2 separate regions of the Homo sapiens genome follow, and region 1 is linked to region 2. A link is an interaction called in ENCODE POLR2A ChIA-PET data of the cell type or tissue named here. Cell type or tissue: GM12878. All regions are shown on one strand. Each heading gives the region's core, and the rest is flanking DNA. Links, peaks and the distances in the headings are about the cores only.

Evidence for each region. ChIA-PET counts read pairs that join two places held together with the same protein. Peaks named below come from ENCODE experiments on the same cell type or tissue, not always from the same donor. Only the 100,000 strongest peaks of a DNase experiment are listed, where the experiment ranks them.
Region 1: POLR2A ChIA-PET joins it to region 2 with 6 read pairs; 11 of 35 experiments call an interaction of 5 or more read pairs at or near these places.

Annotation. Positions count from the first base shown.
Region 1 is chr1:203,337,125-203,340,032 of GRCh38, forward strand. No RefSeq gene overlaps it. Among named protein-coding and RNA genes, the nearest start is that of FMOD, 13 kb to the right of the region's middle. In GM12878, for the core only: a CTCF peak has its summit at 1,494 (motif pointing left); a DNase peak (open chromatin) is centred at 1,466.
Region 2 is chr1:203,476,488-203,479,395 of GRCh38, forward strand. The region is part of intron 1 of PRELP (proline and arginine rich end leucine rich repeat protein); the gene reads left to right. Among named protein-coding and RNA genes, the nearest start is that of PRELP, 2.1 kb to the left of the region's middle. In GM12878, for the core only: no CTCF peak of the experiment used is centred there; a DNase peak (open chromatin) is centred at 1,457; H3K27me3 peaks cover 14 bases.

The sequences.
Region 1 (2,908 bases), core at 151-2,650, 140 kb before region 2:
TTTTGAGATGAAGTCTCGCTGTTGCCCAGGCTGGAGTACAGTGGCTCTATCTTGGCTCACTGCAGCCTCCGCCTCCCAGGTTCAAGCAATTCTCCTGCCTCAGCCTCCTGAGTAGCTGGGACTACAGGCATGCGCCACCATGTCCAGCTAATCTTTGTATTTTTAGTGGAGACAGGGTTTTATCATGTTGGCCAGGCTGGTCTTGAACTCTTGACCTCAAGTGATCCATCCGCCTGAGCCTCCCAAAGTGTTGGAATTACAGGTGTGAGCCAGAGCACCCGGCCCACAGATTTTTTTTTTTTTTTTGAGACGGAGTCTTGCTGTGTTGCCCAGGCTGGAGTGCAGACCGCTCACTGCAAGCTCCGCCTCCCGGGTTCACGCCATTCTCCTGCCTCAGCCTCCCGAGTAGCTGGGCCTACAGGCACCCACCACCACGCCCAGCTATTTTTTTTGTATTTTTTAGTAGAGACGGGGTTTCACCGTGTTAGCCAGGATGTTCTCTATTTCCTGACCTCGTGATCCGCCCGCTTCGGCCTCCCAAAGTGCTGTGATTACAGGCATGAGCCACCGCGCCCGGCCAGCCACCGCGCCCGGCCAAGATATTTTTATATCACATTACAGTTGTTAAAATAGTTTGATATGCCATTTACATGCATCAATAGTTTGAAATGACTATAATTAACTAGACCTGTTGCTAAATCTTGTTATTCATCGACTTAATAAAGAAACATATATATTATTATATCAAAAATGTATATGTTTTATATTTTGGTAACTGTACTTCAATGTAATTAGTTTCCTTTGTAATCCTTTACAAAGTCTTTGTAAGCCTAGGCATGTGGCCTAGGCGGGCAGATCGCTTATGTCCAGGAGTCGGAGACCAGCTTGGGCGACATGATGAAACCCCATCTCTACAAAAAAGCCAAAAGTTAGGTATGGTGGTACATGCCTGCAGTCCCAGCTACTTGGGAGGCTGAGGCAGGCAGGAGGGTTGTTTGAACCCAGGAGGTGGAGGTTGCAATGACCTGAGATCGCGCCACTGCACTCCAGCCTGGGTGAGAGTGAGACCCTGTTTCAAAAAAAAAAAAAAAAAAAAGGCCGGGAGTGGTGGATCACGCCTGTAATTCCAGCACTTTAGGAGGTCGAGGTGGGCGGATCATGAGGTCAGGAGTTCGAGACCAGCCTGACCAACATAGTGAAACACTGTCTCTACTAAAAATATAAAAATTAGCCGGGCGTGGTGGCGCACACCTGTAATCCCAGCTACTCAGGAGGCTGAGACAGGAGAATCGCTTGAACCCGGGAGGCGGAGGTTGCAGTGAGCCGAGATTGTGGCACTGCACTCCAGCCTGGGCGACAGAGCGAGATTCCTTCTCAAAAAAAAAAAAAAAAAAAAAAAGGAAGTTGGGAAAAAGTGGGCTAAGTGGGCTGCGATTTAAAGGTTTCAGAAAAGGCTGGTGGTGCGAGATGAGATGCTGCCCACTAGTGGCTAGAAGGCAGAACTGTGAGCCTGCATGTAAGGCAGGCCCTGGGACATGGGGTTTGGGACGGTGGTAATTAAGTTTCTTCGTACTTGGGTCTGAAATAAGAGAACAAAGCCTACTGCCTTTGACCCCTGCCTACTGCATCAGCGTGATCAACTGAAACTCTCTCCCTTTCTCTCTGTGCTGCAGCCATTTTCGCTGTCTAGAGCCTCAGAAGCTTCCTTGTGCATTAGGGTGTGTATGCATGCTGCTATCTTTGCCTGGACCTGCCCTTCCATCTCTTCGTCTGGATTACTATGCTCTCACTCTGTATCTCAGAGTATCTAGGCCAGGCTCCTTGATAATCCTGGTGTAGACCTATGCTCATCGTCACAGCTCTTTCTCAGTCTAACTACATGATCCTCAGTGTGATTTTTTTGCCGTTGTTCAAGGACTGTCACTGCACTGGACTACAAGCCCCCAAGGGCAGGGGCTGTTTGCTTTTGTTCTCTGCAGTATCCCCAGTTCCTGCTCAGTGGCACTCACTAAACATTTACTGATGAAAAGTGAATTTTGAATTGGAAATTCATAAAGGAACTGTGAATGCTAGCAGAATGGATTTGGGTCCATCTCCAAAAAAAGTAAGATGATCTTTCTCTATTTATGACAGCCAGTGACCCACAAGCCTCCTGCATACACCTAATAATCCAACAATACAAGGATCCTTAGGACAGCACAGTGTAAATAATATTGCAAAACTGACAGGCTGGGGAGACAGACGGCCAGGGTCAGATCCTGGCCTTGATGCGTCCTTCCTGGGTGACCTCTGTGTCTTTGTTTCCAGTTTCCTCCTCTGTAAAATAGTGAAAATAATAATCTCCATGGTAGAGAATGGTGAAGAATACTAAATAAGTAAAGCCCTTAGCACATAATAAGACTGATCAAATGGCAGCTGAAAGAAAAAGAGTCAACTGAGCCTGAGGGACAGTCTATTCTTGCTACTCTGTTTCTTACAAAGCACTGGGTTTAGAAACAAGGGAAGCCTTGCAGCAGGGCTGGCTCCCATTCCTCTCCCTGCTCTGTCTTGGTTGGGATGCTCATGGGAGCTGCAAAGAAGCAAAAACGGAGAGGCAGAGGATTCCTCCTTATAGTTAGATAATTCCTGCCCTATGTGCCACATCTCTGTCTCCTCCACATGGCATCTTCCTGTACTGGAGATCCAAGGCAGAGGGGCCTTATCTGCTGTCCTTGAGGAGAGGACTGTGATTAGAGCTATGATTTCTTTCTGGTAGTTTCACACACTAGCATTCCTGCCTAACTCTCACGTCAGAGAAGTATAGTCAAATTAGTTTACTTTGGCTTAAGATGGAGTTGTAACATTTGCAACATGCTTGGTACAGAATTTAGTGCCCAATAACTATCAGTTGTTATTTCCCTATCAGAAA
Region 2 (2,908 bases), core at 158-2,657:
CTTGTCTCTCGCCCTCTCACACACACCTCCCTAGCTGTAAGAGCAAAGATAAAGTACGTTTTCCCACTGAGATGGCAGAGCCAGAAGAAAATCTTGCATCCCAAGTCCAGGCCGAATAGGGAGGAGATAAGCAAGAGCGGGAGCTGGAAGGGTTTCTTCATTATTTAGGGCTTCACTGGGTAGGAGGGAGAGAAAAACGGCTTTTTCCAACCTGCACAGTGTCTTCTCAGCAGCTTTCAATTTCTGTCTCACTGGTCCAAACCACTTGGCTTTTGGAAAGAAAGAAGAAAGCGACCCAGTTCCCAATCCTTGAAGGTCCTAATTCCCAGCTCTGGGGACAGTTCATTTTTTTATTTTTTTTTCCTGCAGGCAGCCAGAAAAATATTTTTCTTTAAAGCCGTTCTGAAATTATTCCAACCATTTAGGTTGGCAAAAGGTCCTGTGGCAGAGGAGAAAAAAAAAAAAAGGCAGCAGTTCCTTAAGCAGTTGGGGAGGGGAAAACTGAAGGGCGGCCCCTCTCCTGCTCCCCTGCTCATTCCTCTCTATTAATAGAGAGGGTCTGTCCCAAGGCAGGCGGGGTGTAGGGAGATCAGGGGTCCCACACACAGCTGATCTTCACAGTCACCTAAGGGCTGGAGAGGGAGGAGTGTGGAGGGCTTACTAAAAATACAGATGTCGGCTCTCACTGCAGATCTACTGAATCGAGACCCAGGAATCTTGTTTTAATACTTCAGGAGATTCTGATGGTCCACCAGGGCTCGAGAATCAGGGGCCTGAGAGAGAGCTTTGCTGTAATTTTTAAGCCCAAGACTCCGGCAGTGTTAGCTGGGCAGAAGGACTGTGTCCTGGAAAAGGAGCACCAGAGTGTCCCAAATAGGCCACCTCTTTTTTGGGGAGTGGGAGTAAACAGGGAAGAGCTGTCTCCCTCTCTCCTCCTTGCAAGCACAAGCAGCCATATATACCACAGAGGAACATTCCAGTAAGAAAGTTCCCCCAAGATGGCTCCACAGAGCTTCTGTTTCCCCTCACCTGTTAATCTGCCTGCCCCAGGACCCCAGGAGCATGTGCTGGGCCCTTCCCCTGACCCTTATAGGTCCCTGCTCCTCCTTCCCAGCAGCCACCTGTCTGGGCTCTCACAGAGGGTGAGCTGAACACTTTCTTCATGCCCCCTCCACCTCCCTAGTGGGCAATCCCATTTATTGGGCATGTGAGTGAAGCATTTCAAGGCTGGAAGGGGCAAAAAGCTGGGAGAAGTCAAGAATCGCAGTGGAACTCCATGGCCCACTGAGGAAGGCAGACTTGCACCTTCTGTGGCCAGTGTCCCCTCACCTGTTGCAGAAAGCATCGGTGAGAAGTTGGTGAATTAGAAAGACAGAACAAGCTTTCCCTAGGTGGCTGGGGACTTCCAGAGTCTCCTCAGTTAGTTGTTTCTGAGACCCAAGTGTGATCTCACAAGCCACAAAGGGGAGGAAGTTGCTCTGTGTGGAAGAGCTGGTACCCCACTCACAAGGATCCCTGCCTTCGAGCAGTGCATGGGGGCTGCCCTCTAGCCAGGCTGGAGGGAAGGAGACCCCATTACTTTGAAATAATATCAACAAGACCTTAACATTCAGAAAACACTCACTTTGCATGTATTAACTCATTTAACCCTCAAAACAGAAAAGAAGGTGTTAGTATCCCCATTTTATAGAGCAGAAAAGCAATTGCTTTGCCTAAGCCTACCTAGCTAAGCATCTGAATGAAGAACTGCAGGATTGGGTCTCAGATCTATAATCACTCAAGGCATCAGACACACTCTTCTAGGCTTTCTTCAAGGCTTGGAGATGCTGGGGGAATGGGGCAGAGGATATGGTAGGTGGCGGGCTGTCAGAGAAGAGTCGTCTCACCCTGGTTTCTTCCCCACCGCTCAGAATGGAAAACTTTCTCTTCTAAACTAGTGGCCTGAGGCCAGAAAATCTTCATTCTGTTTACACTTTGCCTTGTGGTAGACACTGGGGAGACAGATGGTCTCTCCATAATAGTGTTATTTTTATTTTTAGCACTTTTTGATCTGTAGTGCATTTTAAAGCTGCTAACTGCACTTGCTTCTGACAATTGGGTAAGGAATATAGGTATAGGGAAGATTTTTTTATTCCCATTTTACAGATAAGAAAACTGAGGCCCAGAACAGGGTTCGCATCACTAGGTAGTGGTGGAGGGGTGAGAATCTTCTCTCCTAACTAGTATGCACCACAGGCTCTCCTCCCACTGCCCCAGGCAAGCTCATCCTTGTATCGTTTCACCTTCCTAGAAAGGGGCATCTTGAAGTCATCATGCCCCCATAAGGCTCCTTTGTTATCTCAGGACCACATCAGCCCTAATGGGGGCCTTGAAAGGGCCTCAGGCTCACTCCTCTACTAACTCTGCTCATAAATTGGCAAAGACTGCTTGATTCTCCCTGCTTCCAACACCCTTCTGGACTACAGGAAGAGATACAGAGAGCAGGATGGCTTTCAGACACCTAGGTTGAGAACAGAAAGAAGGGAAAAAAGAGAGAGGGGTGTTCCGACATTCACCGGCACAGCGCTAGGTCAGAAGCAGCCCCATTCTCCACTGCAGGGTAGCTCTGGGTCAAGGCATGGAGGCTTAGGGGTGACCAATTAGACAGGAGATCTGACAAGTAAGAAGAATGCCAGTTCAGAGTGCGGCGTAACCCTGCTGCTAGCCCTGCCTAGCCCTGGGAGACAAACCCAACCTCATTCCCAGCCCAACCTCAACCTCTCCATACAAAGCCAATTAGCCTTAAATAGCTGCTCCTAATGACTTGACCAACCCATCAGGACTTCCACCCAACCCTGCCCTGAGCAGAAACATTCCACCACTCCTGGGTTTTAACATTAAATTAATGAGAGAGATAGGGAAGGGGGCT